2 separate regions of the Homo sapiens genome follow, and region 1 is linked to region 2. Evidence: chromatin loops called from intact Hi-C (ENCODE). Cell type or tissue: HepG2. All regions are shown on one strand. Each heading gives the region's core, and the rest is flanking DNA. Links, peaks and the distances in the headings are about the cores only.

The links. Hi-C counts contacts between places; a loop is a spot of excess contacts. Peaks named below come from ENCODE experiments on the same cell type or tissue, not always from the same donor. Only the 100,000 strongest peaks of a DNase experiment are listed, where the experiment ranks them.
Region 1: it touches region 2 in a loop (2.1-fold over the local background); 5 of 110 quality-filtered maps call a loop at or near these places.

What each region holds. Positions count from the first base shown.
Region 1 is chr7:155,909,464-155,925,547 of GRCh38, reverse strand. No RefSeq gene overlaps it. Among named protein-coding and RNA genes, the nearest start is that of SHH, 110 kb to the right of the region's middle. In HepG2, for the core only: no CTCF peak of the experiment used is centred there; a DNase peak (open chromatin) is centred at 6,337; H3K27me3 peaks cover 4,661 bases.
Region 2 is chr7:155,965,969-155,982,052 of GRCh38, reverse strand. It overlaps LOC389602 (a long non-coding RNA gene), which reads right to left. Exons shown (of 2, transcript NR_144629.2): 2 at 13,091-16,084. Among named protein-coding and RNA genes, the nearest start is that of SHH, 160 kb to the right of the region's middle. RefSeq lists enhancers at 6,953-7,452, 7,453-7,954. In HepG2, for the core only: no CTCF peak of the experiment used is centred there; no DNase peak of the experiment used is centred there; H3K27me3 peaks cover 4,354 bases.

The DNA of each region.
Region 1 (16,084 bases), core at 2,985-10,984, 56 kb after region 2:
GTCCTGCACCATCAAGCTGAAAGGGCAAATGAATGATAATTACACATAAATATACTCCAGTTCCATAGTACTCATTCCCAGGGTCGGATATAATTTACAAACCCCAGTGAGATTAACTCAGTAACCCTAGGCTCTCACCCATTTTCATGACAGGAAAGCTGAAGAGAATCAACAAGAAATATTTAGGTAGAAAACATGCCTTTTGGACTACTAAGAATCCCCAGTATCTCATTTATTTATTTTGAATCATTAATGCATGCTTACCATGCACCAGGGTTTCAGTTCGCAGCCCAGGGTTTTGACTTCCGATTGCCATTTGTCCTGGGCTATTGGGTTTATAGAGGATGAGGTTGTTCAGGAAAATAACTTGGGAAATGCTTGGTTAGATGCCAACGGCCCTTCTGAACTTCTGTGACATGAGTGTTCACCAAGAGCCATTTTAGGATGTTGTATTAGGCCATTCTTGCGTTGCTATAAAACAACACCGGGGCCAGGCACGGTGGCTCACACCTGTAATCCCAGCACTTTGGGAGGCCGAGGCGGGTGGATCACAAGGTCAAGAGATCGAGACCATCCTGGCCAACATGGTGAAACTGCATCTCTACTAAAAATACAAATATTAGCTGGGCGTGGTGACATGCCTGTAGTCCCAGTTAATTGGGAGGCTGAGGCACGAGAATTGCTTGAACCCAGGGGGCGGAGGTTGCAGTGAGCAGAGATCACGCCACTGCACTCTAGCCTGACAACAGAGCGGGATTCCGGAAAAAAAAAAAAAAAAAAAAAAAAAAACCTGAGACTGAGTGATTTATAAGAAAAGAGGTTTAATTGGCTCACAGTTCTGCAGACTGTACGGGGGCTTCTGCTTCTAGAGCGGCCTCAAGGAGCTCTTATTCATGGCAGAGGGGAAGGGGGAGCAGGCATCTTACATGGCAAATGCAGGAGTGAGAAAGAAGGGGGGAGAGTGCTACACACTCTTAAACAGACAGATCTCACGAGAACTCACTATCGCAAGAACTGCACGGAGAAGGAAATCCACCCCCATGACCCTCACCCCACTAGGCCCACCTCCAACACTGGAGATTACAATTTGACATGACACTTGCGGAAGGAACACAGATTCAAACCACATCAGATGTGGAAAGTTGACAGCGTGTGCCTGTGGTCCCAGCCACTCAGGAGGTTGAGGCAGGAGGATTGCTTGAGCCCAGGAGGTCAAGGCTGTAGTGAGCCATGATCACACAGCTACACTCCAGCCTGGGCAACAAAAAACAAAACAAAACAAAACAAAACAAAACAAAGTGGAAGAAATTCAAGAATATTCCCAAGAACAAAGATCCTAGTAATTTTTTTAACCAAGCTGGAATGTTTCATGAAAATGAAAACCTTTATTCTGCCTAATATCCTATCTTATTAACTTGATAGAAAATGTTTCACTTTTTCAGAAGAAAAAGCCCTTTTCTAAATGAGTCAATGTTTGCATGTTTTCTAATTAATTTAAACCTCAGGGCCCTTCTCTTCTTAGAGGCTGCCTGGGACTTGGGATCCACCAGACGAGCATGGCCCTCATTGTTCCACTGCCTGCCCGTGGTGTGACTTTTTCGGCAAATCACCTCGTGTTTCCAGCCTGTGCTGTCTGATCTGTAGAATGGGGAGCATTGCAGCTGCCCCGCGGGGTTTGTTACGAGGAATGAAGATGGTGAGCTTGAAGCACACAAACCCTCAAGAAATGAGGCCTAAACCTTCCCAATGACACTCATCTCCAGGAGGAGCTCAGGGATTGGTCTCGATGTCCGTGAGTACCAGCCTGCCCGGGCATCGCAGCCGCCATCCACAAACACGAGCACAGCACAGACACACAGCAAATGTGCTTGTGAGTGATCCAAGCCCACACTGCCAATCTCCCACCACTGGATTAGGACATTTAAAGAATTGCTTCTCTTTGGAACTACAGTTTTCTCTTAGAACTCAAATGCAAAGAAAAGCCTCTCAGCATGGGGGTGGCACAGAAAATCTGCAACCCTGATTACTCTACGATGTACAGTTTTATTTCTACTGATGTTCACGTGAGCTTGGGAAACAAGATTTTAGCTTCAGTTCTCAAATAATTAGAAGATGTCAGCCAGGCATGGTGGCTCACGCCTGTAATCCCAACACTTTGGGAGCCCAAGGTGGGTGGATAGCCTGACGTCAGGAGTTTGAGACCAGCCTGGCCAACATGGTGAAACCCCATCTCTACTAAAAGTACAAAGATTAACTGGGTGTGGTGGTGCCTGCCTGTAATCCCAGCTACTCAGGAGGCTGAGGCAGGAGAATCACTTGAACCCCCACTAGGCAGAGGTTGTAGTGAGCTGAGATCGAGCCACCGCACTCCAGCCTGGGTGACAAGAGTGAGACTCCATCTCAAAAAAAAAAAAAAGGAAAAAAGAAGATGTCCTCTCTAGGTGGAAAGGGCAGTGAGCCTGCCTTCTTGCCTTTGTAGCATAGTGAAGAATGGGATGTTCAACTTGTCACTTAATCGCTTCAGGTTGCGGCTTTTAATCTATTAAATAGAGACATTCACAGAACAGTTGCAAAGGATTAATGAGATAATATTTGTAAAGCGATTGGAGATAACATGATGAAAAGCACATATAAATACAGAGTATTACTATTAAGTCTCTAAAGAATAATAAAATGCATAATGACACGTCTGTGGTAATCTATACTTAATTATGTAATTTTCTAATACCCAGAAGGTATGCACAAGCCTAGATGAGTAAATGGCATTGCATGGCATTCATTTCATGAGGTCACTGGCCATTAAAGTTTAATCATGTCCCATTAAAAAATAAAGACTTCTGTTTTCACTCTTTCCCAATACTTACTAATACGTGCGTGTGGTAAGGTATGAAGTCATATCGATTTTTTAAAGAGAGAGAGGTTTCATATCAGGCTTAGCCAACTCTCTCCACCCATTCCCCATAAGCACCTGCCAGGCCATCACAAATGCCAGAGGCGGGGTCCCCGTCTTCCCTGGCTGGTGCTCCGGCTGGGCAGTGAAGACCAGCCTATGTGAAGGATGGTGACGGACAGGCGCTGCACAATGCCCTGTCGGGCTGCAGAGCCCGTCTTTCAGAGCTGGGATCGGGAAGCAGCAGTAGCAGCCTCGTGAGGTCGGGGATTTGATTCCTGTCCTGTGCCCAGAGCCTCAACGCTGGTATGTAGGGAGCGCCCCACAGGCATTTTTGGACACACAGCTGAGTGACTGCATGAATGAGGCCCCGCTGAACCGAGGAACGCTCCCGGAGGAAAGGGCCCTGGGAGCCCCTGCAGGAGGGCTGAGCTGGCCAGGGAGGGCCCCCGTCACCAGGAGCAAGGCCCAGAGGGAGTCAGCGTGGTGCGGCCAGGGAAGAAAACCGGTTTGGCTGCTTCACACAGAGCCAGGGAGACGCTGGTGAATCACAGAGGGAGGCCCACCCAGCGGCCTTGCAAGCCTGGCTGTTCTTAGCTCCAACGCCTCTAAGAGTCCTTTTGCCCAAATTTCAGACCCAAGAAAGAACAAAACTGCATAGATCCGCCATCTCACCATATCTTCTCCTTCCACGGCTTCTGGCCACCGCAGTGCACACAGATACCAGGTGTCGGGCCTAGAAAACAACAAGTGCTTCCAAATGGAGCCCATGGGGCCTGCAGGACCCCCAATGGCAGCCGCAGCGACCACGGGCGGACCCACCGTGAGACAAACAGCCCCAGCCAGCAAAACAACCAGAGGAGGCCTCCCTGGGCACTGCAATGATCACAGGCTTTCTGGGTTTCTCAGGAGGACCACTGGGTGCAGCTGAGGGTACCCGACGTCCCGTAGCTAGCCAGTGAATTCAACAGGTGGTGAGCCCGACCGTCTGGAGTCAGACTCTGAGTCTGACCCTCACCCACCGGGGACCTGGGACAAATCATGAAATGGGTGAGGCCTCTAAAGCACCAGCTTCATCTACCCAATGGCCTCCTGCAATGCCCAGGCCATGCATATGGAAACTCAAAGCTGCCCCAGGTGGCACTGGCCACAAGGATTAAGGGGCGGTGGACAGAGCACACACAGGGCAGGCAGCATTTGGGTGCACAGCTTTGTACAAATCACTCAACTGCTCCAAGCCTCAGTTTTTCCACGCATGAGATGAGATTGTTGGATGAGTTTAGTGGCTCCCCAAGTCGCAGTCCGTGAACCAACTGCATCACAATTGCCCGGGACTCCCATTTCTAATGCTGATGGCCAGGCCCCACTTCAGACTGGCAGGGCCCAGAATCAGCAGCTGGAATGCTGTTCCCAGTTCCTGGTGATGGATGCACAGGCAGCTGGGTTTGGAAACCAACGGGCCATGTCCCTCCCTGCTCTGAGCCCAGGGTCTCATACACCATAGCAGGTGCAGCTGAGGTGTAGAGCTCAGTGAGGGGTGGCTACAGGCAGGTACCCACCAACCTAAAAGCTGCAGCTGGCTCAGTGGGTCCCCACCAACCTAAAAGCTGCCCCTTGCAGGGCTATCTGTTGGCTTCTTCCTTGACACAATGGGCTGTTGGTACCATCCATGCTGTTCATGCCACGCTGCACAAAGGGTCCCTCAGGGGCCGCAAGTCCAAGCTGCTCTGGGGCCACTACGGCCTCAGATCCCGGGAAGAAGCGTGGGGTCTGCCCCCACCCAGCATCAGCTCCTTCTGTGCACCACTATCCGCTTCGATTTGTGCTCTGGAAGGAAGTCCAGCAACTGGAGTTAGGCCTGGTCTTTTCTCGGAGAACAGATGCCCCTCCTCCCAGCCCCCTCAGCTTCCCCCTACCCCCGCCCCGCCAAAGCTCTACTCATCCTTCTTTCCAGACCTCGTTGTTGATGCCCTACTCTATGCAAGGCCCGGGCAGGCACGGGGGCAGACACCAAAGCTCCATGAAGCTAAGTGAGCTGCATCTCCACATATCCTGGTTTCTAAAACGCTGATGTGATTGAAGCAGGTAAATTTACACGCTTGGCTCTCCTAAAGAATGCAGTAGAGCTCCTGGAGCTTCCCAGGTGGAGGGGGCACCTGCTGATATGACCAGGGCATCTTTCGACCATGAGGGCATCCTACGTGGTATGACCTGGTGATGGGGGGCACCTGGTGATATGACCCAGGCATCTTTTGACCATGAAGGCATCCTATGTGAACAATGCCCCTGGGGAGGGTGGCTTCTCCACCTGCACTGGAGCAGGACCACACTGGGCCATCAGGGCACCGGGTCCCCCCCAGCAGCCCTAGCCCACACCGCGACTCCCCTGGCTGAACCCCGATGGCCACACGTCTCTGTGGCCCCTCAGTCCTGAACAAGCAAAGCATCCCTCAGCCCCGCCTGGGCATTTGTCTTCTCTCAGGCAGGTGGAGCGTGCCGCGGACAGCATAGTGCAGCCTTCACAAGATGAAGCACAATTTTGAAGAGAAAGGGAAACTAGGTCTGGACGACACCCTACCAGGAAATTTTTCTCTCAAGGGTCTCAGATCCTCAGACAAAAATAAGCAGCATGAGATCAAAGTTAGGGGAGTTCTTCCACCCCCACCTCAGGCCTGGATTCAGGATGTTTTGTTACATTCAGGTTCATTTTTATTGCAACGCATCCCTGGAAAGTCATCACCAAATAAAGAATGACACAGACCCCACACCCATGGATGGAGCAGGACGGCAGGGGGAGGCCTGAGCAACGCTTCTGGGACTGTCTCAGGTTCCAGGAATCCTTTTCCGGGGGGTTTTCACCAAAGCCCTGAGGCCCACCCCTGCTGCCGCCTCCTGGCTGGGAGCTGCTGCCCCCTCTAAGGTGATACCCCAGTCTGCAGGGGCGAGACCTGCTCTCCCAGCCTCTCCTGCCCCGAGCCTGCACCCAGGCCCTCAGGCTGCTATGTGGGGCTGGCCACTGGGGACACAGGCAGGACCCTGGGGGTGGGGAGGCCACGATCACAGCGGCCCTGTGGCGGTGGCTGCAGCCTCAGCAGCACAGCCCCACATCCATCGCTGCCCTCGCCAGGCCCTATGACCCCGTCCTTGCCAGGCCCTATGACCCTGATAACCCCATCCAGACTTGGCTCCTGCCCTCCACCCTGCTGCTCCCACATCCCACAGGGGCTTGGAGGGTCCCATGCTGGCCTCTGCAGGGCCCCCCACCCTAAACTCTTAGCCCTGAGTGACACTCCATCTCCCGCGGGACCCTGCCCAAGGCAGTCAGTGGTCACTGGCGCCTTTGACTCCCTCCCACAAAGTTTTCCTGGAACACGCCAAGCCGTGGTGACCTTTCTCCTCTAAAGCCTCGTGTGTTTATCTTGGAACTCAGAGCCACCGCGTGCTGCTGTCTGGTGCATGACTGTACACCCCGGGGCCCAGTGATCTCACCAGCTCCTCTGAGATCACGTTTGCATCCTCAATGCATAGTTCAGTATCCGGCGTGGCCAGTGCTACACACACACACACACACACACACACGCACACACACATGCACCAAAAAAAACACACAATGCACACACAAACACACACCACACACACAATGCATGCAGAAACACACACACTACACACAATGCACACTCAAACACACATGCACACATGCCACACACCATGCACACACAAACACACACACAAACACACTACAAACACATGCAAAATGCACACACAAACACACCACACACAGACACACACAAAATACACACACAGACACACACACAAAATGCACACACAAACACACAAAATGCACACACGCACAAAATGCACACACAAACACACCACACACATGCAAACCATACACACAAAATGCACACAAAAATGCACCACACATATATCCACACACCACTCACAAAAATGTACAAACACACCACACACATATACACACATGCACACAAAATACACACACACAAACACACCACCCAAAAACATACCACACGCATATATTCACACGCATCACACATACATATACACACACAAACCACACACATATACATACAACACAGGTGCACAAAATGCGCACACAACACACCACACACACATATACAAACACAGATATAAGCTCCACACACACAGTTACACACACACACAAACACACGTGCTGGTCATATTTATTTAGTTCCGGAGTGGTTCTAAAAGATGTCCACAAACAATTCTCCATTGAGGAGGGGAAGCTTAGACCCTCCCGTTGAGCGTAGGCATGACTTAATGACTCCCCCTCTAACCGACAGATGTGATGGAAGTCATCCTGGGCCACTTCCAAAACCAGGTCACAAAAGCACTGTAGCTTTCTCCTCACCCTCTCCAATCCCTCGCTCTGGGGAAGCCAGCTGCCTTATCAAGGGCACCAGGCAGCCTGTCGTGGGTGCCTGCAGGGAGGAGCTGAGGCTTCCCCCCAGTAGTCCTGAGAGTGAGACTCGGAAGTGGGCCTTCTGGCCTCGGTCAAGCCTTCGGGTGAGCATGGCCCTGGTCAGAGTTCTTGACTGCGGTCTCCTGAGACCCAGAACAAAACTACCAGCTAAGCTGTTTCCAAATTCCTGACTCAGAGAAATAGTGTGAGGTGTTAAACATTTGTTGTTTTAAGCTGCTGGGTTTTGAGTTAATCTGCTACACAGAAATTGATCACAATTACAGGCTCTGACACATCAAAGCTATACAGCAAATCCATATTTTCTCTGATAACTGGAAATAGAAAAAAAGAAATAACCTCTGGTTGCAAAATCAGTTGCCTCCTGGAGCACCTCTCCCCACTGGTGCCATTGTTGTGTATGAGGGATGCTTTTTAGAGCAAAAGTTGAGATCTGCCTGCCTACCTGCCACTACCCATGTGCTGGCAGGGGCCAGGAGAAAGTGATGTGGCCCAAATTAGGAAAACTGGGGATATGAACAGAGAGGAAGAGAAAAGGAGAAGAGGCTGTCTGCCTGGGGCCATGGAGAGTGGCCCCTCTGCACCTCCTGCTTCTACCTCTCTACTACACAGAGATCTGCCCTCGAATAAGTGAGGAATCTGTGTCTTCGCCAAAGGCTGCAGCCACAAGCACCTTCCACCAAGCCCTCACCAAACACACAGTCGAGATAAGTGTTCACGACGGATCACTGAAGGCTCGTCACTTGGTCACCTTCCAGATCAGGGCGAGCAAATGCTTTCTGTAAACAATCAGAGAATAAATACTTCCAGCTTTGCAGGCTATGTGGCCTGGGCCTCAAACTACTCAACACTTGGAGATATTGCAAAGCAATAGTGAGGTGGCAAGTGGTATCACTGGTAAAGACAGAAGCAAAGGCACAGAAGACCATGGAGACAGAAGTGTCTCCCCTGAGCTGAGCCTCAAAGGCTGCAAGGAACCAGGCAGATGGAGGGGATGGTGAGAGAGGGGAAAGGACACTAGGAAGGTGGAGGTGAGAGCAGTGGCATCAACAGAGGATGGCGTTGAGGGTCCCCCAGAGTGCTGAGGAGAGGGGCCCGTTGGAACCGGAGGTCCCACAGAGGAGCAGTGGACACCAGGGTTCTGGAGCTTGGAGGACATCGGCTACTGTGGGCCAGAGAGGGCAGGAGGAAGTGTGGAGTTAGCTCTTAAGAAAATGAGGGATCTACTGAAGGTTTAAATGGAGGGGCGCAATGTTCAAATCTGCATTGGATTGAGAAGAGATGAAAGGCACCTTGGCGGTCAGCAGAGAGTGGGATGAGCTATCAACAGAGGATACTGCTGAAGGCTTTCCATGAGCCCTAAGAAAATGGAGTAGGTGACCATGGGTCAGAACTTCCTGTGGAGCTCCCAGGCAAGCTTTGCAGATATTAATGTCCAGAAGGCCACCGATCTCTGCCAGAAATGCCACAGCCTTGCATTCAAGGTCCCCAACCTCCATCTTCCAGGTGAAGGTGGCATGCTTATAAGAAGACTGGTGATCTTGGCGTGCCATCCCACTTAATCTTCACAACCACTAGGCTAAGTGAGCATCACTATCCCCACCAGATCTGTAGGTAATGGTGGGAGGACATGGCCAGGATCACACACCTCCCATTGGACAGCGTCTTCTTTCCATCTTTCATTGGATGAACATTTGCTAAGCCTCTTAGGCCAGCCAGGCAGTGGGCTGGGCACCAGGCACTCCTCAATGAGCACAGTCCCTCCCCAAGGTCAGCCCCATTATTGTGGGAGAAATCAATTGAATAAATAAGCAGATGGTGGTGGCAGCCATGGAGGAAGAGCAGGGAGAGCAGACGGGATGGAGTGGCGGCTCTGAGAAAAGACTGCAGGTAAGTGAAGGAACAGCCACGTGAAGGTGTCTGGGGAAGAACATTCCAAGCAGATGAGCCAGCCAGCCAACCCTACCTACATGTTCAAGGGAGAGAAAGAACATCTGCATGGCTGGAGAAGGGTGGGACGGTGGGGAGAGGGTAGTGAAAAGTGGTGTCAGAGCAACAAGCCAATGGGACCCTGTATCAGTCAGCTCAGGCCACCATGACAAGCCCTGAGGATGGGAGGGACGGGCAGTGAGGCTTAAACAACAGAAGCTTATGTCTCCCAAATCTGGAAGCTGGACCTCTAAGACCGAGGTACCAGCAGGGCTCCCTTTTCCTGAGCCCTCTCTCCGAGGGTCTTCACATGGTCGTCCCTCTGTGTGTCTGTGTCCTCATCTCTTCTTCTTATGAGGATACCAGGCAGGTTGAATTAGAACCAAACCTACTGACTTCGGTATGACTTAATGACCTCGTTAAAGACGCCATCTCTAAATACAGTCACATTCTAAGGCACTGGGAGTGTAGGACTTCAACTTATGAATTTGGAAGAGACACAGTTCAGCCCATCATGGATTTATAAGCCATCACAAGCCTCTTACCAGAAATGAGGCACCCACAGATCACTTTCCCTCATCGAGTTTCAAATCATGCTCCTCGCACTTCCATAGAGGGAATGATGTCTGCTTGGCAGAGCCATTATCCCAGAAACCAGCTGCTACCAGGAACAGCCAAGAGCAGGACCAGGGGAGTGCTGGGAACACAAAACCCTTTACCAGGTAAGATGCCTCATGCGAACAATTTCAGTGGTTCGGTGCTGGAGGCTGGGACACGCAGAATCCTCTGCACCATGGGGCAGGTGCATCTCTTCTTCATTGCTGTTTCCTGGTGTGTGACACAGTCGGGGCTCCAACATCTGCTGCATAAATTGCACCTCTTACACACACACACACACACACACACACACACAGAGGAGCTTCGCCTTAGGAGCCAGAGGCAGACCCCTTCACAGACCTTCCTTTTGAACAATGAGATCTACAACATCAGTGAATATGCTAGTGATGCTCATTATAAAAGAGCAAGTGCTAGTCATCAGCAATTCATTAATAGCTGACCTGCAATGGGTGACAACTCGTTGGGGTCTTTCGTACTGTTTAGAAACTCCAGCCTGTTGAGGCAGAATGTAAGTTCAGAAGCCCCAGGGGCCCTGGCTGATGATGGCGGCCTCCTCACACTTCACTTTCACGAACAGAAAGTGACGCATGCTTCCTCCAGCATAACCTGCTCCAAGATCCCACTTGGTAAGATTCCAGAAGCAGATGTGGTTCCCCATTTAAACTACTAGTTATTAATATACACTATGAGGCACAACTGACCAAAATTTTGGATGAATCTCTGTTTGGGGAAACTAGATGTTTTGGTTACTTGGAAGAGCCAGCAAAAATAATCTACTTCAATTAGCACAGTGGGTTTACAGATTACAGTCAGCTGCATGTGGTCACAACAGACCGCTCAATACATTTGGGGCCAAACGCACCAGAAGCTCACTTCTTGTTCAAGCAGGAGTGCAAGGAGGGCAGTTCCTGCTGCAGGAGGTGGCGACTTTGGGACCTGGGTGAATCCCATCGTCTGCCCTATGTGGTGGACTCACTCGTGCTTCCAGTGCAAGAAAGGAGGAAGAGTGTGCAGAGGCCCAGTGCTTCTTAAGGACTTAGTCCCCAAAGCAAAACATGTTCACTCTGCCCATTTTCCATGATGCAGCCATGTCTAACCATAAAGGACCTGGGACGTGTGGCCCAGCAGTGTGCCGGGGAGAGGGGTCCATGTGTGAGTAACCAGCTCCATGTGGCCCAGCGGTGTGCCGGGGAGAGGGGTCAATCCGTGAGTGACCAGCTCCGTGTAATCCAGCAGTGTGCTGGGGAGAGGGGTCCATGTGTGAGTAACCAACTCCATGTGGCCCAGCAGTATGCCGGGGAGAGGGGTCAATCCATGAGTGACCAGCTCCGTATGACCCAGCAGTATGCCGGGGAGAGGGGGCAATCCGTGAGTGACCAGCTCCTTGTGACCCAGCAGTGTGCTGGGGAGAGGGGATCAGTGTGTAAGTGACCAGCTCACGCCCCTGCACGCGAAGCTCCCTTGGCAATGTGGTTTCTCTCTGGCCTCCACCTGAAGGGCCCAGAAGGGAAGCGGTCTGTTGAACGTGAGTCATTATTGTCAACGTTCCCCCAGCTCAGGACAGGAGGCAGATGCAAAGGTGGAGGGATCGAACCTGCCTCTGTGCTGGCTCTGGGGAAGCCCCTCTCACTCACGTCATTCTGGACTGGATGGGAATCCGCATGCCCATGGAGCCCCCGCTCCAGGCCCTGCCCATGCGTGACCAAGGCAGAAGCACCCCTCAAACCACGGCATCCCCATTGTGGACCAGCCCTGCCCTCACAGGCGCCTGCCCCAGTCAGACAGTGCGGACCCCACATGTGGGCTGCAGGGCGCCCTGCAAGTGTTGGGGCTCCCACCCTTTCAAGCATCACATGGGGAATCTACTCAGCTCTGGAAAACAAACTTCTGAAAGACTTTGGTGCCCTTTTTGTAAGACGTCCTTCTCTTGCAATTCACATGGAGCTAAGTCCCCCGCAAATATAAAAGCCCTGCTCAGGTGCCCCAGAGCCCTGTGAACATGGGCACCATGGAAATAGGCCACTTTCTCTACCCTCTCTCCCAGACTCCTTTGCCCTCTTCCAATCCCCTTTCAAAGACGACAGTTACATAAGTGGATTCCTTCTAGCAAATAACAGCTGGTGATGTGCTGGCAAGGAACGTCCAGAAATAAAATTTCAGCCGAAAAGAATGCTGAGAAGTTCCAGCTGATGAGCTGGGAAAGGAAATGTTTGGGGTAAGAGAGACTGCCGATGTCGCTGGCCCTGCTTCTTCTCCCCGCGAGGGCACCTCAGTGACTCTCCTCTGTCTCAGGCTGGGACCTGGCATCTCCTGCTCCTCCCCATCCCTCCCCATCAGATGCTAAGAGCTGGGGCTTGTTGAGCCCTGTCCCTGTGCCAGGCATAATGTTCAGTATTTTGTACTCATGAGCTCATTTAATTCCTCACAATGACCGTGTAAGCAAGGTGTGCCCATCTACAACTAAGAAGAGTGAAGCACAAATAAATTTAGGAGCCTACCCAAGGGGAACAGGAAGTGCCACCTCGGTGCTTGAACCCAGGTAACTTGGCTACAGGGCTCACAGCCAGTGAGCCCAATCCTGTACTGCTAGTCTGTGTCCTGTCAGTTCCCCAAATAGTAACTCACAGCTGAGCCTTCCTTTCTAGCCTCCCCTCTCCACTCATGGACTGTCATGAAGATCTCAAGACTGAGGGTTCTGTCTCCAGCCTCCATCCACTGTCATCCATAGACCATGTCCTTGAGAATTGTCCAGCCACTGGAAAGATTTGAATAAGCACTCATGTAATTATCAGCGCAGAATGTGGAAAGTCATAAAGAAAGCTGGTCCAAACCAAGCCCGATCCAAACCGAGCCCAGTCCACATGCTCATCATACACAGTAGTTATGCCATAAACAGAAAATCAGCAGCTGAACCTCAGTGCCTAGGAGAAATACAAGGCTAGGTTCCTACAGGCCTCTGGTCACATTCTCATCAGCAATCAGTACATGACCTTGTTTCATCTGTGTTTTTGTTTAGAGATGCCTTGTTTAATATATACTATTAATTATATTATATATACTATTGGTAACACTCATAGCCAGTAGCACCAGAACACAGCCTGCTTGAAGCTTCTCTGAGACACATATTTTCTCTTAAGGCGCATCATTGCCTTCCTGCATTGGGAACACAGCACATCAGCACTGAGCTTGTGGGCCACTCTAAACAGCAAAAGCACCAACAAAAAGCATTAAAATGTGGAAAAAGTAGCACTAAATAGACCTTAAAACAACACATTTGTTTACAGCGTGGGTGCGAGAAGGCAGGCAGAGCTTTGTTCCACCTGAGCTGGGAGCTCAAATCTCTCACCCCTCTGCAAGTCTGCAGATGACTGTGAGAGTGCTGCCAGGGTTGATTTGGGGGTTAGAGATGGATTTTCAAAAGTAGGTGAATTCACAACTGTGGAATCCATGAATGATAGGGATCGACAGTGCTTTGTTCTAAACAGGACAGTGGGGGAAAGTAAGGACTCACAATGGGGATTAAAGGTAGAAGGAGGACGTGGTGCTGGAGCAGGAAGGGGGTGCTGGTGCAGGAAGACATGGTGCTTGTGCAGGAGGACATGGTGCTGGTGCAGGAGGGCATGGTGCTGGAGCAGGAGGACGTGATGCTGGTGCAGGAGGGCGTGGTGCTGGAGCAGGAGGGTGTGGTGCTGGTGTAGGAGGAGGTGGTGCTGTAGCAAGAGGGCATGGTGCTGGTGGCAGGTTAAGCACACTCAGAGCTTCTGCTGGGAGAGTGTATGGAGCACATGGAGACACCCTGAGGCAAAACCACCCACCTCCCAAAGCCTGCACTCCCGTGGCTTAGCCTGAGTATTCCCAGCATGGTCCACACCTGCCACTCCTGCCTCCACGCTTGTTCTTGGCTCCTCCACTCCAATCCCAGTTTCCTCTGCCTCCCTCCCATGCTTCACTGCCCATCTCAGAGCTCAGCCCCGGCCTCCCTGTGGTGATCCAGGCCCTGCTCAGAGCTGGGCTGGAAGCTTCACAGGTCATCGCCCCAGCCCTCCTGCCAGGCCACACCCAAACTACCCCTGATTTAAGGGGCTGCGGCATGTCAGGTGGCAGACATGTGAGAAATTAGCCACTGCCCCCCTCCCTTGAAGCACAACTCCCTTCCACCACACACGTCCCCCTGTACTGGAAAGCTCCATGGTGGAGAATTAACTACTTCATAACACACCCCTTCTACTTCCATGTCTTTTAGGATTGCTTTAGTCAGTCCAGGCTATCACAAAATGCCTAGACTGAGTGGCTCGTAGACAACAGGAACTCATTTTTCACAGTTCTGCAGCCTGAGAAGTCCAAGATCAAGGTGTTGGCAGTTCAGTGTGGTGAGGGCCACATCCTTCTCCCTATAACCCTATGCCCTGGAAGAGAGGCAAAGCCTCTCTGAAGTCTCTTTCATTAGGGCACTGACAAGGTTTGGCTGTGTCCTCACCCAAGTCTCATCTTGAATTGTAGCTCCCATAATTCCCAGATGTCGTGGGAGGGACCCGGTGGGGGGGTAATTGAATCATGGGGGCGGTCTTTCCTGTGCTCTTCTCCTGGTAGTGAATAAGTCTCACAAGATCTGATGGTTTTACAAAGGCAGTTCTCCTGCACACACTCTCTTGCCTGCCACCATGGAAAAAGTGCCTTTGCTTCTCCTTTGCCTTCCACCATGATTGTGAGGCCTCCCCAGCCATGTGGAACTGTGAGTCCATTAAACCTCTTTCCTTTAGAAATTACCCAGTCTTGGGTATGTATTTATTAGGAGCCTAAGAACAGACTAATATAGGAACTAATCCTATTCATGAGGCTTCTCCCTCATGACCCAATCACCTCCCAGAGGTCGCACCTCCTAACACCATCCCATCAGGTGTTGGGATTTTAACACAGAATTATGGGTGGGGGGTGCAACATTTGGTTCGCCCCCCCATAATAGCATTGATATTTAAGGAAGAAAGAGAATCAATTTCCCTGTAACTTCCACCCATCGATCCTAATGGCTGTCTCAATGGACACCAAGAAATGGGATTTGGGAACAGCCACCACGTTCCTTCATGGCTCTCACACCTCCCACCACACAGAGCACTTCTGCATCCTCCCTACCTCCCCTGCTCTGGTTTTGAGTCCAGACCTTTAACCATTCTTGCCATGTTTCTCTGCTAGACCCAGAACAGAATCACAACAAATCGAGTGTGGTCAGCACAAAACAGAAACGTGGCCTCTGCCGGTCTGGGTCCAAGTCTTCCTGCTTCCCCAGCATGTGCTCAGGAAGCCGAAGTCAGGACCCGTGCTCAGCACCTTACATTCATTCCCGTAAAATTTGGTCCTCATCATGGAGTGAAGTCCCAGAGGAAGCATCACCTAAATAATCAGCTGGACCCAGGCAGGCAGAGGAGGAGGAGCAAGGACTCAGGCTGGGGCAGACGGGCGGGCAAAAGCTCAGCAGTGGGAAGATTCAGGAATCGCAGAGTCCGACTGGAACATTAGGAACATTCCCTACTGTTCCTTGTGGCACATTAGGAAACTCCTAAAGAGCTTTTCTCCATAAAGAAAAGATGGAAGAGAAATAAATAAGTAGCAAGCCTTGAGCGTGAGCCCAGTGACCTGGGATCATGAGCATCATCAATGTCTCTTGGCAGATGGTCCAGAACTCCTAAGCTCCACAGCCGATAACGTCCTTACTTTGGGTTTACTCCATAAAAATGAGTGGGATCTCGGCTAATTCTTGGAGCAGCTCCTGGACAGAATGACTTGAGTGAGCCACTTCAGGTGTCAGCCCCAAGTGCTAACAGAACAGGCTCAGTGTCTCTGCACCCACCAAGAGGCAATGCACTATCTGACCCTGAAGGCCCACAGAATGGCCTTCTGCGAGAAGCCCAGACAGGAACACAGCAGACGCGAGGCCTCGGGACAGGGAGCACTGCTGCGACACCTGCGCTCCAGCCCCACATGCACCGAGTTTAAGAGGTGCTGTGCTCTGTTAATGCCCTCCCCTTCTGAATGTGCTCTTGTCCATTCCACATTCCACCCCATAACCTGGAAAGAGATCTTGGATTAATATGATTGTTAAACTGAGGCCCACAGAGCTGGAGCAGCTGCCCGATATCACCCAGCTAATGAGTGATGCTTGGGGCTGCAATACTTTGGATGTGGCTTGCTCG
Region 2 (16,084 bases), core at 3,733-11,732:
GGTGGATGGATGGATGAATGGATGGATGGGTAAATGGGTAGGTGGATGAGTGGGTGGGTAGGTAGACGGACGGGTGGGTGGATGAGTGGGTGGGTGGGTGGATGGATGGATGGATTGATGGATGGGTAGATAGATGGGTGGATGGGTAGGTAGATGGATGGATGGATGGATGGATGGATGGATGGATGAATAAATGGGTGAATGGATAGATGGGTGGGTGGATGGATGGATGGTTGGATGAGTGGGTAGATGGATGGGTGGATGGATGGATGGGTGGGTGGGTAGATGGATGGTTGGATGAGTGGATGGATGGATGGATGGATGGAGGAATGGATGAATAAATGGGTGAATGGGTAGATGGGTGGATGGATGGATGGATGGATGGATGGATAGGTAGATGGATGGGTGGATGGGTGGATGGGTGGATGGATGAATGGGTGGGTAGGTAGATAGATGGGTGGAAGGGTGGGTGGATGGGAGGGTGGGTGGGTAGGTGGATGGGTGGATGAGTGGGTGGGTGGATGGATGGATAGATGGATGGATGGGCGGGTGGATGATGGAGATAAAAGAGGAGCCCTGCACAGGTCACTCGTGTCACTGTGCTCTGAACTGAAGCTTACAACTAATTCAAGCTTTATACCTGAGTTCCAAAATCAACAATATCAAAATTATGAATTCCTGCCAGAAATGAAAAACTTGCTATAATGTGGGTTTCCACAAAGCTGCCTATGCAGAAGGTTGGGGAAAAGCCGGGGAGTCTGAAACGCTGGAATCCTGGTCTGGCTTTGCCTTCAGGAGCCGTGTGCCCCCATCGCTGTTCTCAGCCATAGGAACCTGGCTCTCCTTCCTGCAGAGTAGCATCACCAGCCCTACCAGTGGCCAATGCCACCCTCCCCTCACTGCAATAAGGGTCACAAGCACCGGCAGGCCATAGGAATTCCAGCCTAATGCCTGAATTCCCTTCCAGCGCCCTGGAATTCCTCCATCTCTGGGTCCCCTGTGTTTCAGGGCTCCTCCATCTCAGGGTTTCCTCGTCTGACTCGGGGCCACAGTGCCCCCGCTGCAGCCCTCCCCACTCTCCACTCTTGGGGCCACAGTGCCCACGCTGCAGCCCTCCCCACTCTCCACTCTCGGGGCCACAGTGCCCGTGCTGTGGGGGATGCTTCTTCTTGGGGTTCCTCTGTCTCAGGGGCTTCTCATCAGTCTCGGGGCCGCAATGCCCACACTGCAGCCCTCCCCGCTCTCCACTGTCGCTGCCCTTCAGCAGCAGGTCTTCCTCTTGTGGTGCACCAGGTGGTTTCTGTCCTTTGATAATTTGGTGTCCTATCCAAGGAGGACAATTCGACCCTGGTGTCAGAAAAGAACGCGTGGCTAACTGGTAGGCAATTTTGTCTCAGAAATATAGCTGTCTTTTTTATCAGAAACACAGCGAGTGTCTGGAAATTCTCATCTGATTTGGCTCTGATGGGAAAGAAAAACTAGGAGAGGATTCTCCTCACTTGGGTCCCGGAGAGGGGCCAGGATGGACTTGCAGGAGTGCAGACCCTGCTGGAGAACTGGAGAGACCCGGAGGGCTAACCCCACAGAACAGGTGATTGAGAGAGAAGCCCTAGGTGGAACCTCTCCGTGGGGTCCTGGAGGACCACCTCAGCTGCTTTGTGTTTCAAACAAACTTCTCTGTTTCACAATTCCAAGAAGTACCTACGCAAACCTGGGTCTGCTGCAGGGTGTAGTTCCCTGAGGAGCTTTGTGGTGTTGATATTCCGCGCTATCTCTCGCCCCTGTCTGATAATGACGGGTGGATCCCAAAGGTCATTCGGAGGCATCCCAGCTTCCACAGCAAGGCGTCGCAGGGTCTCCCTTCTGACTTCCTAACCCAGTGGAGAGGGGTGAGGGGCTCCACACTCATTCTCTCCTCTCCTTACTGAGCGACCCCAGCACTTTGCAGGCAGCGTTGTGCACAGATGCTTTTAACCTGAGTCTCCCCTTCCCCTGCAGCTGGTGTGGCCTCTGTGATGCAGCTACATCCAGGGGCGGAACGGAGGACTAACAGGGACTTCTGGAAACTTCTGACTTTCCCAGTTTGGGTGCTGTGTTTCTTTCTTCTCTTTCTCCTCCTCCTCCTTCTTTTCTTTCCTTTTCCTGTTTCTCATTCTTCTTCTTCCTCTTCTGGAGAAAGTGGACGTGAGGCAGGAGGTGGAGCAACCATTTTGTGGCCATGAGGCATTTGTGAGGACAAGAGGAATAGAAAAATAGGACTCAGAGTGCGAGGCCACCACACAGGTGCTGCTCTAGCCCCGGCTGCCACTGCCTGGTGAGTGTGCCTGGTGGCCCAGCCACTGCAGTGAGGTACCTGCTACCTTCACCCACATACAGTCCCTCAAACAGAAAGGGAACTGTTTCCATCTTGGCAGAACAAACCCCCATATGAAAATAACTTGGCCCTGGGTTTCGGAAAACTCAGTAAGCATTATACTTAGTACTTATCACTGCTCAGAACAGAGTGAATTTTGAGAAGCACTTCCACTTTGCTGGGAGACAAATCTCACTCAAGACCTTTAGGGGACAAGACACCAGCAGCACGGGCACTGGCATGAAGATGACTAAGGGGCTAAAACTAAGAGATGAGGTGTTAGGAGAAAGCCACTAGGAATTATCCAGAAAGCCAGCCTCTTTGGAGAAGGTACGATCTGTGATGAAACTTGTTTTAACTGGAAAAGGCCAGCAAAACTAGGATGTAACAAGTCCTATTAAGAGAGGGCACGCCTGTTTGCTTACTCTATGGGTGCAGCCAACTCAATTTATCCAAAATTCCAGCAAACAGAAAGCACTAATAAAGATTATTTTCATCTACAGCTGTAGACCTATGCAATGCTAATTGATGTTTATTAAGACATCTTTGGGGAAACAGAAAAACCCCAAAGGACCTTATTATCCAAAGAGTCAATTACTTCCAAATTGTTTGGATGTTAAGAGTAAGTTAGTGCATTGTCAATTCACATTCAGGCTGGTATTTGTAGAATAAATGAAGATGCTGCATCTTCTGCTCAGTCTGTTAATTATGTTCCCCACAAACTTATCCCTACAGAGAATCTGTGACTAGATAGTAATTTGCTTAGATTCAGTCTGCATATTAAATGATCATCTGCTTTTCCCCCTTTGTTTTTGCTTTATTTCTCTTTTGTTTTCCTTATTTATATTCAGTTACTTCTTTCAGCATCCTAAAAAGCAAACGGCTACTGTAATTAATTTCTAATAGATCATATGGATGCAGAGATCATGTAGGAAGTCAATGTTTTTAGCCCAGTTCTGCAGAATGTCCTCACAAGCTCAACTCCATCATTATTCAGCAGGCATTCATGTCAAAGGCAAATTCATTTCTGGCAAAATGGGAAAAAGATTATTTTGAATTCATGAAAAATGAAAGGACTTTGCTCAAAATTGGTAACCTGTCATAGATTTGTTACTGTGAGTTTTTCAAAAACAAGATATAACCTAAGCCCTATGGGCATTTGACTAGCACGACCTAAGTCAGCCATCCTTTTTCCCAAACTCCCAGTGCACAGGGGGCTTGGGATGTCAGAGAATCACAGCATCTTAGTATACTGGACTGAGAACAGGTATGAGCCACTGCTACTGTCATCCTGAAACCCAAAAGGATAATGAATATTTCAACAAATGACCAAAACATGAACACCAATGCCTTTGACAAAAGGCAAATGAATTATTTACACAAATGGGAAGCTGAAACTGGCTAGTGGTATTTTCCGATACCAAACATACGGGGGAAAAGAATCCTTGGATACCAATTTGCCTGAGAACAACACAATTCCATAGAATGCCACAAGAGACACTTCAGTGACCACCCCAACTCTCTCGCAGGGCAGCCTGCTCCAGGGGACTCTGACTTCCTACCATGTTGGGAGTTTCTTCTTCCACTGCCCAAGTCGTGTCAGAGCCCATGGGGAAGGCAATCCCACTCTGACACAGCAGCAGCAGCCTGATGTGGGACGTGTGCTTTTTATTCTCCTCTTGCCTCTTCCTCACCTCCACGGTCTGACTCCAACTCCATCTAGTTTCTTCAGTAGTTCTGCATGTCTTGCAATAATTAAATAAAGATCAATATTTTTATGCACCTGTTTCAGTTGAAAGTTATTCTTGTAATGTGCTTAGAGCTGAATAGCGGCTTAGGTGTCACTCATTTCAAACTCTTCCTTTACACAGATGAGAAAACTGAGACCCAAAGAGGAGAAATGACTTATTCAAAGTCATGCAACTAGAGGGTATGAAGCCAAGACTAGAATCCACATCTCCAAAAGCCCATAGCAGTATTTTTTCTTTATACCACTTTATCTCAATTGTACTTTAGGATGCAAGGGAGGTATGATTTGGCTCACTGTTTCAATGACCTTAAAGAAACTTCTGAACCAAAGGTTAATACCAGCCGGACTCTGTTACAACACAGGCTTTTAAATCTACTATATTTTAAAATCTGCAAGATTTAAAATTCACTATAAAAGAAATAATGTTCCCTTCCTCAAAACAATTTAAAGTGGAGGCCAGGCGCGGTGGCTCATGCCTGTAATCCCAACGCTTGGGGAGGCCGAGGGGGGTGGATCACCTGAGGTCAGGAGTTCGAGACCAGCCTGGCCAACATGGTGAAACCCCGTCTCTCCTAAAAATACAAAAATTAGCCGGGTGTGGTGGCAGGTGCCTGTAATCCCAGCTACTTGGGAGACTGAGGCAGGAGAATTGCTTAAACCCAGGAGATGGAGGTTGCAGTGAGCTGAGATCTCACCATTGCATTCTAGCCTGGGCGACAGAGTGAGACTCTGTCAAAAAAGAAAAAAAAAAAAGAAAAAGTAGAATTTCCATATAATCCAGCAAGCACTCTTCTGGGTATACTTACAAAAGAATTAAAAGTGGGATGTCAAATTGATATTTGCACATCTGTGTTCATAGCAGCACTAGTCACAACAGCCAAGGGGTTGAAGCCACTCAAGTGTCCATCGTCGGATGGACAGATAAGAAGCCTTGGTCTCTAAGCACCACGCAATATCTTTTGGTCTTAAAAAGGAAGGAAATTCTGGCACCTGCTACAATGCAGATGAACCTTGAGGACATTACGCTGAGTGAAGTGAGCCAGACACAGAAGGACAACTACTGAATGATTCCATTTATATGAGGTCCCTAGAATAGTCAAATTCATAGAGACAGAAAGCAGAATGATAAGAGCCAATGGCCAGGGAGTAAGAGAGTCGAGACGTGTTTAATGGGTGCAGAGTTCTAGTTTTGCAAGATGAAAAAATTCAAGTGATCCATTGCACAACAATGTGACTATATTTTACATACTAAACTGTACACGTGGTAAATTTTGGTTATGTGTTTTTTTCACAATTACATTTTAAAAATTTTTAATAAATACTGTTTCTTAAATATAACCTTCAGATATAATCCAAGCTCAAGATAATACGACCCCTGATGCAGACGTGCCTGCTCAGATAAGCATTACAATGTGAGATGCAATTTTTCATCGGAGTCGGCTGTAGAGACATCCAACAAGAAAACACAAGGAATGTCTCTTTTTCTCTTCAAATATCACCAAAAGAAATATTTTTGTTTCACTTTCCCAGGTTTCAAATCTGCTAGGAAGAAAGCAACTCTAAGACCTTTCTCTCTGCTACATAATATAACTGAGACTACTAATTAAAGTTTCACCGAGAAGGCTTTTGGACAGATGGTTTCACTATTTTAATTAAGTATATATATTAGACTGTTGGAATTAATATATTTGACACGACAGATGTTTTCTGTGCTCATTTAGAATTTTTAGTCATTTACTATCTATGTCGGAATTAGGGCCCCTTGTGAATTTTATTCTGTTCAATTTTGCAGTTTATTCGTATTTTGTCATGTTACTGTTATTACTGAGTAATCTCAAGTATAATATATACAAAGGAAACTTTAAGGAAATAGAAAGTGCTTTTTTGTAGGCATTAGAACTGATTTTAGTTAGGATGAGCCATTTAGTGACCACAAATTCAACTGTGGCATCTTGTGACTCCAGTCACAGTCCAGGAGGGGTTTCTCTGTGCGTTCTTACTGTGCGTCCATCTGCGCCCCTTTCCAGCCACAAAGCGGCTACCAGATTTAAAAGCCTTCTGTGCTCACACCATCCTGAACCTCCGCCTGTCCCTGCCTCTCATTGCCCTGTTCCCTCCACCATCCTACTACCAAACCTTTCTTCCTAAAGTCCTGCTGTCTGCATGGAGCCTACAAAGTCTCCACGTCCCCTGACCGCAAGCCTGAGCTCCTCTTTGTGGTTCCCAAGAGCATGGGTGTTCAGCCCTCCCCAAGCTGCTCAACCTCCCACACCGTCAGTGTTCTGGCCGCCATCTCATCTCGCTCCTCCTCATTTCCATGTGGGAGGGACTCAGCCCCAGTCGCAGCTTGCACCCCCTCTTGAATCCTCTCCCACCTCCTCACCCCTCCTCAGGCTTCCTGAGCAACAACACTCAGGGCACACTCCTGAGTGTCTGCCCAAGAGAAGGGCCAGCTCATGTCCGCACAAAGACTCGTAACAAGGGTCTGTGCCATCAATATTCATACTGGAAACAATTCACACATATTCAAACTGAAACAATATTCAAACTGGAAACAATTCAAGCCTCCAGCTGATGAATGGATATGTAAAATGTGGTTCCTCCATACAGTGGGTTTCTCTTCAGCAATAAAAAAGAATAAACTGCTAATGCCTGCTAGGACATGGATGAACCTCAAACATGATGCTGAGTGAAGAAGCCAGTCTCAAAAGATCCCGGACTGCCTGATTCCCATCTACGTGAATGTCCAGAAAAGGCAAATGTGTAGGAATGGAAAACCGGTTCGCGGTTGCCTGGGCTGGGGCGAGAATGGAGATTGAGTACAGATGGGCATTAGGGCCTTTCTGAGGGACGGAAATGTTGGAAACTGAATTGTAGTAGCAGTTGCATAATTATGTATTTTTTTTTACAAACCATTGACTTATACACTTAAAATAGGTGAACCCACAGCATGTACAATTATTATCACTATTACTAACGCAAAAAAATTTTAAACTTTAAAATATGTTTTAAAACCTGGTAACGTCCTTCCCCTCTCTACCACATCCCTTCTGTGAACTTCAGGAACACTTAGGTATGGTGCCGCATGGTGGTGGGCCGTGGGGTCCTTCCTAGTTTGTGCTGGTCTTGTGGTTTAGGGAGTTTACTTTCTTACTTGAGAAAACAGCGTGAGAACCTTGAGTGGTTAACTTCCCTTTGCTTTCTTCCCAGTGTGGACCCTGGTCGGGGGCTCCAAGCCATCCAGAGTCTGGCCCCACCCTTCCTTCTCCAAGATCAGCAGGAGCTCAGCCAGGGTCAGGTGAGACGCCCAGCCACTGCCCAGGCTGCCTCCTCTGTTTCTTTTGTTCTTCCCTGCCTGGGAGCAGGTATCCCACCTTCCTTTCTTCCTATAGGAAACCAAGCCATTCCCCAGCCCATATTAAATCCCATATTCTCCCTTTTTTGACATCACCTAGCACTCACCTTCCCCTGACTTCTAGCAGCACTCACCCCACCCGGGGAGCAGGTCCCCCCTGTCCAAGCGTGAGGAGCCCTGGACCCATTTACGTCTGCCTTTCTTGATGTTCCTGGGGCACCTGGGAGGAGCCTGGAAGAGAATCTCTGTAAATAAAGTCGATGGCTCATGCTCATCAACAGCCTGCAGACCCAGCCCTGGGGCGGCCACATGCTTAGGCTCAGACTGTAGGGGTCGTCCACCCCACCCTCACCTCCTGTCTGAATTCCCCTGGATCTTGCCCTCCAGGTGGGATCCCATGGTCTGCTCTTGACACCCCCGTGGGCAGGGAAATTCTACTTTTTGGAGCAGTCCATTCCAATTTGTGAAAGCTCTTGCTGATGGAAACTTCTTCCCTGTCTGGAGCCCACCATGACCCACCCCCACGACCCGTCCCCTCCACCTGTTGTCACAGGGATGCCCTTAAGGCCACACAAAATGACTGCAGCCCTTCTTCCCACTGACAGTCCTTCCTACCTCCTCAGTTTTCATCCGTTCCATGCAAAATTCTAGAACTCCTCAGCACTGGGCCACTCTCCACTGGGCAAGCACCACCATCTCCATCTGTTGCACTGGGATGCAAACAGCGAGCCCAGGGACCCACCATGGCCTGGCCAGCCTGAGCAAGCAGCACCACTGTGGCCGTGCCGGTGCCCGTGCTGCCCTCACTGTGGCCGTGCCGGTGCCCGTGCTGCCCTCACTGTGGCCGAGTGAAGAGTGAAGGGGCACCGTGCTGAGCCGTCGGCCTCCGTCCCTGAAGACACTCACTTCTTTTTCACCTGGCTGCTTAGCTATACTCTCCTGCCTTGTGCTAGCCGACTTGGAATTTGGGGAACTAAATTCAGAATGGTCCCTGCATCCCTCTCCAGCACTGGCAGGACCACCATGGCAGGCAGATCTCGAGTTGTCACCTTTTCCCTGGGGGGTGGCATCCTGCCCCTGTCCTGCAGCAGGCCCAGGCATCCTCCCAGCTCCACCTTCCACAGTGTTTAGATGTGCACTTTCCATGATTTATCCAAGTCATGGCTGTCATCAGTTATAAGTCAGTTTAGGAACAAATAACAGAAACTTGGTCTGACTTAACAAACATAAAATCCCATATTCTTGTTTTTCTGTGTCATAAAAACGAGCCTGGAGATAGGTGAGGCCTGCCAGTGAGGTGGTCAGGGCCCTGCCCTCCCCACGGTCCACAGTCCCATCCTCAGCACAGCTGCCTCTGGGCACAGACCGCTGTGGGCACGTCCCTCTGCCAAGGACAGAGAAGATGTTCAGGAGCAGGGAAGGGCTTTCCCAGGAGCCTCTGCCTTCCCGTTAGAGGAAGGGGCACCCGCCCGTGTTGTTCCGCCTGAATGCCACTGCCTGGAGCTGAAAGGAAGCTTAGAAAATTGAGTGTTTGGTAGGGCACTCAATTGTTCCCTGAGAAAAATCAGATTCTACACTTAAGGAAGAGTGTGGCAAGGACATTGTGTGCTCCACCAGCAGCCTCAGTCACAAGAAAAACTGTCAGAGAGAGGAGAGCCCTGGGGCTCCCAGTGGGGGCTTGCTCCAGACCTGTGTGGGAGTCAGCTTGGCTATCTGAACAAAATCCCACGATGTGGCTACGGATGGGGCGGCTTACACACAGAAGTTCATTTCTCACAGCTCCAGAGGCTGCAAGACCAACAGCAAGCTGTGGGCAGGGCTGGCCCCCTCCAGTGCCTTCCTCCCTGTCTCTTCCCTGGGTCCTCGCAGGGTCAGCCTTCTGGGTGTGTCTGTGTCCTTATCTCCTCTTCTTATAAGGACGTGGGTCAGATGGGATCAGGGCCCACCCTAATACTCCATTTTACTTTAATTAACTCTTGAAATGCCCTATCTCCAAATACAGTTACATTCTCAGGTCCTAGGGGTCAGGACTTCAACATGTGAATTGGGGGGTGAACTTAACTCAGCCGCAGCGACTGACAATGACCTATCATCCCTCCGTGAGGCTGCCAGCCTTACCCTGATGCGTCCACATGGGCGTTCTTGCCCAGACGTGTCCACACGGGCATTCTGCAGACTGCATTTACACACTCCCCCATAAATATACGTATTGGTCTGAACTTGTTTTTTAAGAGAACTTAGGAAAATCCAGACACAGTATGTCCACAACCTTACCTGATCCAATAATTCTAAATAATCCTTTCTAGAATCATACAGTACATGGAGCCATTAATTAGATGGTTATTTTTATACTTGTTATCCCAATCTGTCATAACTAAAACCAAGTTTAACCTACACACCGTGAAGTAGGAAACTATTAAGTACCCAGAAAACTGACTCAATTCTCTACTAAATATAGGTACAGAGGTTCCTACGGCTACACCCTTCTTGGATACAAATGGCCCCAGCTTTTAGGATAAAAAGCATTCCTGTAAATCATGTAAGACAGATGGCTGTGAGCCTGCGCTTCTGAATTCAGGTTCCAGAGAATGATGGGCATCATTAGTGGGCAAAAACTGAAGGAATTTTTTTAATAGCCGCCAAAGGCTTAGAAGAAGCCGGGGCTGGAGGCTTCAGTGGGAAGAGTTCTCCCTCTCTGCCTGCATTTCCCACAGAGCACCTCTCCCGTTTACTGCTTGGGGCTCTCCAGGGCTTCCTGGATACCTGGTGGGCATAGAAGGCCTTGAGGCCTGGACCAAGCCTCTCTCCTTCCACTCAGCGTGGAGGCTAAGACGTCCATCCTCACCAGGGTCTTGCCCTCGGAGAGATGCCACTCTAAACTTCCTGGAGGGAACGTGCTGAACACCCAGGCCTGGACAACCGAGGAGAAGGAAGAGGAAGAACAGATTAAAAACTTCCCTGCGTCAGGCTGAGAAAAGAAAAGGAAAAAAAAAAAAAAAGGAAGTGAAGCCTCAGCTCAACCAGCTTGCATACTTGAATAACGTGCAGAAATGAAAATCTTGAGTTTCAGGTAAAGTTCATATCTGTGCCACTGGCTCAGGTGCCCTACAGGCCCCATTCCTGGACTGCACACCTCGTTTACCTGGGACTGAGCAAAACCCAGGGGAGGACCCAGGTGTCAAGGCTGAAGCTGCTGCATGCAGGCAACCTGCATCCTACCCAGCGCTGAACACACAGATCCCACTCCGTCTTCACGGAACTCGTGGTCAGGGCAGAGGGACACGTTAAATATGAGTATTTCTTTCCCTCTGGGGATGACAGTTACAGATCCCAATCCATCTTCACAGAACTCGCGGCCAGGGCAGAGGGACACGTTAAATATGAGTGTTTGCTTTCCTTTGGGTATGACAGTTGCATATCGTTGATAAGGGATTTAGAACACAAAGGATTTGAAAGCAGGGTGAATTTCGTCCAGGATCTAGCAAACAGTCAGTGATCAAAAATGTTTCTTCAAGCTCTTCCTGAATAAACTCAATACTGTGAATATCCAAAGGGCTGAGTTTTCTGAGATGAGGCTAGACAAGTCCTGTAGGAGACAGAGTGGACAAGTGTGTCACAGCCCCTCGAACCATTGTGCACCCAGTTTCACTGAGATGAGACAAGTGTCCTGCAGAATAGACCAGCACAGCGTGATCAATACTTTGAGTGATCCCAGGTCACCCTGCAGAGGAGTGGGCTATGAGAGGAGTAACAGCATCAGCCCAGCTCTGGATGAGGTGAGGGATCTTAAAAGACACACTTAGCTCACGGAACCAACTACATTCTCCTCTGAAAAGGGAAAGAAAAATGTAAACAGGAAGTCAGAATTTCTTCTTGAGAAGTTAGTCCCTTTAGGGAGCAGAAATGGGCTAAAATAGACAAAGAAACTAAAATTAAGTCATTTAAGAATTTCATGAAAATAAAAGGGTCATCATCATCAATCACGATTTTGATAAAATTTCATAAATATCTTGTGGAAGCTCCTTCCCATGTTACAAGAGCCCTGGAGGGAAGACGGACGTGCAGTTGGCTGATGGGGAAGCTTTGGGAATCCTGACTCTGTCAAGGCTGCCACGCTCAGCAAAAGCAGACTTAGAAGCTAGACCAGGTCCTGGACCCAAAGGTCTTTCTGGAAAAACTGCTAGACGTGCATTAGGCAACGAAAGAGCAAAGGGGCATATTCAGCTTCAACTGCTCTTCAAAAAGAGAGGAACAGAAAGGATTTTACACTGTGGAGAATATTTCATAAGACTGTGTGAAAAGAACAGACAGAAAGGCCCTACCTGTGCTTGGTTTTTAAAGCTACCTTCCTCATTGCTTAGAAATAGGCATACAGGCCAAGCGCAGTGGCTCTTGCCTGTAATCCCAGCACTTTGGGAGGCTGAGGCGAGCAGATCACGAGGTCAAGAGATTGAGACCATCCTGGCCAACATGGTGATACCCCATCTCTACTAAAAATACAAAAATTAGCCAGGCGTGGTGGTGCATGCCTGTAATCCCAGCTACTCGGGAAGCTGAGGCAGGAGAATCGCTTGAACCCCAGGAGGTGGAGGTTGCAGTGAGCTGAGATCTTGCCACTGTACTCCAGCCTAGGCAACAAGAGCAAAACTCCGTCTGAAAAAAAAAAAAAAAAAAAAAAAAAAAAAGGCAGGCAGCCCAGCCCGGTACCTTCAGAGAGGAACACGTTCATCCCCACCACCACCACCAAGTGCTGGTGAAAATGGAGAGCCCTGGGATGAAAAGTCCATGACTCAAGTCCGCCGCGGCGTACTGCCTTCTGGGTGCTCAGAGCTCTCCAAGCCTTATCTCCTCCAACCGTCACAGCACACTTGGAGCAGCGCCACTTTACAGACGGCATCCGAGAGCTTTAGAAAAGTTAACTCACCCCTTGTCAAATGGCTCTTCATTGTGGAGCCCGGCTTTGCACTGGGACAGTCGGACTGCAGAGCTGCTCCTCTAAACCCTAGAGGAGGAACGTTAAGCAGAGAGGACTTGGGTGTGCAGCCACCATTCCAGGGGTGCAGAGAGAATGTGGAATACTCATCTCTAGTCACGAGAAGCTTAACTACCTGGTGGAATTACCAGCCAGGCACGCACGAAACAGTTAAGCCATAATGTAAGGTGGCAGGTAACAAAATGTGAACATGAACGATAAAGTGGGTCCGACCAGACACCTCCAGCCCAGGATCAACTTCTGCTATGATGCCAGTCCTCAGCGAGAGCTCTGTGATGGGCCGCCTTCTGGCTCCCATCCTTCCCCACCTGCATCCGTGCCTTCTGCCATGGAACTCTGCATCCCTCTTTCTAAAATGGTTGAGCCAATTTCCTTTACTCTTGGGTCTGAAATCAGTGATAGGATGTGTTTTGGATCATACAGCAGTTCACAGAAACATGGCCTGTGGATCCCCGAGGGTCCCCAAGCATTCTCTGGGGATCCATGATGTAAAAATTATTTTTGCAATAACACCTAGATGTCGTGTACCTTTTTCACTGTTGGTATTCTGAAATGTGTCAACATTTGGAAGATCTGCATGACTCAGTGAATTAATATGAATTCACTCAGGGAATTAACATGACCCTTACTATTTTAAGGTATGTTTCTTTTATACCCAGTTTATTGAAGGTTTTTTGTATCATAAAGGTATGCTGAATTTTATCAAATGCTTTTTCAGCAGCTACTGAAATTATTTTGTCAAATGCTTTTTCTGCAATGTGAACAGAACATTAACAGAATCAAGAACATTAATAGAACTGAGAACAAAAATCATGTGATCATTTCAATACTTATTGGTTTGCATATGTAGAATCAACCTTGCACCCTGGGGTGAAACCCACTTGATCATGGTGAATGATCTTTTTGATGTGCTGTTTAATTCAGTTGGCTAGTATTTTGTTGAGGATTTGTGCATCTATGTTCATCAGTGATCTTGGCCTGTAGTTTTCTTTTTTGTTGTTGTATCCTTATCTGGTTTGGGTATCATGGTAATGCTAGCCTTGTAGAATGAGTTCGAAAGATGAAAAGGTTCTGCGCAAGGCCAGGCATGGTGGCTCATGCCTGTAATCCCAGAGCTTTAGGAGGCCAAGGTAGGAGGATCACTTGAGGCCATGAGTTCAAGACCAGCCAGGGCAACACCATAAGACTGTCTCCCCCATCAAAAAAAAAAAAAAAAAAAAAAAGTTTCTACACAGTAAACAAAACAATCAACAAAGTGAAGATGAAGATACAACCTACAGAATAGCAGAAAATATTTGCAAATTCTTTATCTGACAAGGGATTAATAAGCAAAATATATAAGGAGCTCAAATAGCAAAAAAACAAATAATCTGATTTTAAAATGGCCAAAAGATCTGAACAGACATTTCTTGACAGAATACATACACATGGTAAACAGGTATAGGAAAAAAATGTTCAACATCACTAATCATCAGAGAAATGTAAGTCAAAACCAGAGTGAAGTATCACTTCACCTCAGTCAGAATGTTTTTTCTCCAAAAGACAGCCAATAACAGATGCTGGTGAGAATGTGGAGAAAGGGGAAACCCTTGTTCACCATTGGCAGGAATGTGAATTTTCACAGCCATGGTAGAGAACACTATGGAGGTTCCTCAAAAAACTAAACGTAGAACCACCATATGATCCAGCAATCCCTCTGTTGGGTATATATTTAAATCTGCACTCCCATGCTTATTGCAGCACTATTCACAATAGTCAAAATATGGGATCAACCTAAGTGTCCATCTGTGGATGAATGGATAAAGAAAATGAGGTATAAATACACAATGGAATATTATTCAGCCATAAAAAAGAATGAAATCCTGTCATTTGCAGCAACATGATGTTAAGTGAAATAAGCCAAGCACAGAAAGACAAATATCACATGTTCTCACTCATACACAGGGGCTAAAAAAGAGAACCTCATGAAGATAGAGACTGGGTTGGTGGTTACTGGAGGCTGGGAAGGGTAGGGGAGGTGGGTGGAGAAAAACAAAGGCTGATTAAGGGTATAAACCTACACATAGAAGAAATCAGACATGGTGTTTGATAGATCAGTAGGGTGATTATAGTTAACATTAATCGGTTGTTTTGAAATAGCTAGGAGAGAATAATGCAATTGTTCTTAGCATAAAGAAAAGATAAATATTTAAGGTAATGGATATCCCCATTACCCCAATTTGATTATGTGAGTGTATCAAATTATCACATGTACCCTGAAAATAAGTACATCTAATAGGTGTCAGTAAAAAGTAAATAATTTTTTTAAAAAGAGAATAGATGTCTGAGTCGTTTCCACCACATGGCTATTGTATACTGTTGTTATTAACGTGGGTATAAAAATCACTATTTGAGATCCTACTTTTATTTCCTTTGGGTATGTAACCAGAAGTGGCACTGCTGGATCCTATGATAGTTCTATCTTTAATTTTTTGAGGAATGACCATACTGGTTTACATAGTGGCCACACCATTTTACATTCTCACCAACTTTACATTAAGTTTTCGATTTCTCTACACCCTTGTCGACACTTTGTTTTTCTTATTGTAGCCATCCTAATGGATGTCAGGCGATATTTCATTGTGGTTTTGATTTTCATTTATCTAATGTTAGTGATATTGAGCATCTTTTCATGTGCTTATTTGGCCATTTGTATATCCTCTTTGAAGAAATGTCTATTCAAGGCCTTTGCCCACTTTTAAATTGAGTTACTTATTTTGTTGTTGTAGCTGAGATTTAAATGTTCTTTATATATTCTGGATATTAACCCCTCACCAGATACATAATTTGCAAATATTTTCTCTCATTCTGGCAGGTTGCCTTTTTACTGTGTTGACTGTGTACTTTGATACACAGAAGTTTTTAAGTATGATGTAGTCCCAATTCTCTATTTTTGCTTTTGTCACCTGTGCTTTTAATGCCATATGCAAAAAATCATGCCAAATCAATGCATGAAGTTTTCCCCTATGTTTCCTTCTAGAAATTTTATACTTTTTGGTATTATAGCTAGTTCTTTAATCCAGTTTTAGTAGATTTTTGTATATAGTGTAAAGTTAGGGTCCAACTTCGTTCTTTTGCATATAAATATCTAATTTTTCCAAAATCATTTGTTGAAGAGGCTGTCCTTTCCCCATTAAGTGGTCTTGGCACCCTCACCAAAGATCATTTGACTATATATGTGAAGATTTATTTCCAAGATTTATATTCTATTCTATTTTTCTATATCTTTGTGACAATATCATGCTGTTTTAATTACTGTAGCTTTTTAATTACTGTAGTTTTGAAACCAGAAAGTGTGAGCCCTCCAACATTGTTCTTTTACAAGATTGTTTTGTCTACTCAGGGTTCCTTGAGAGTCCATGTAAATTTTAGAATGGATTTTCCTATGTTTGAAAAAAAATTGGGTTTTGACAGGGATTGCATAGAATCTATAGTATTGACATCTTAACAATATTGTCTTTCAATCCATGAACATGGGATGTGTTTTCATCATCTAATTGTGTCTTCTTTAACAGCTTTCATCAACATTTTCTAGTCTTCAGTGCAGTTTTAACATTTTGTTTACAAGTCCCTCACCTCCTTGGTTAAGTTTAT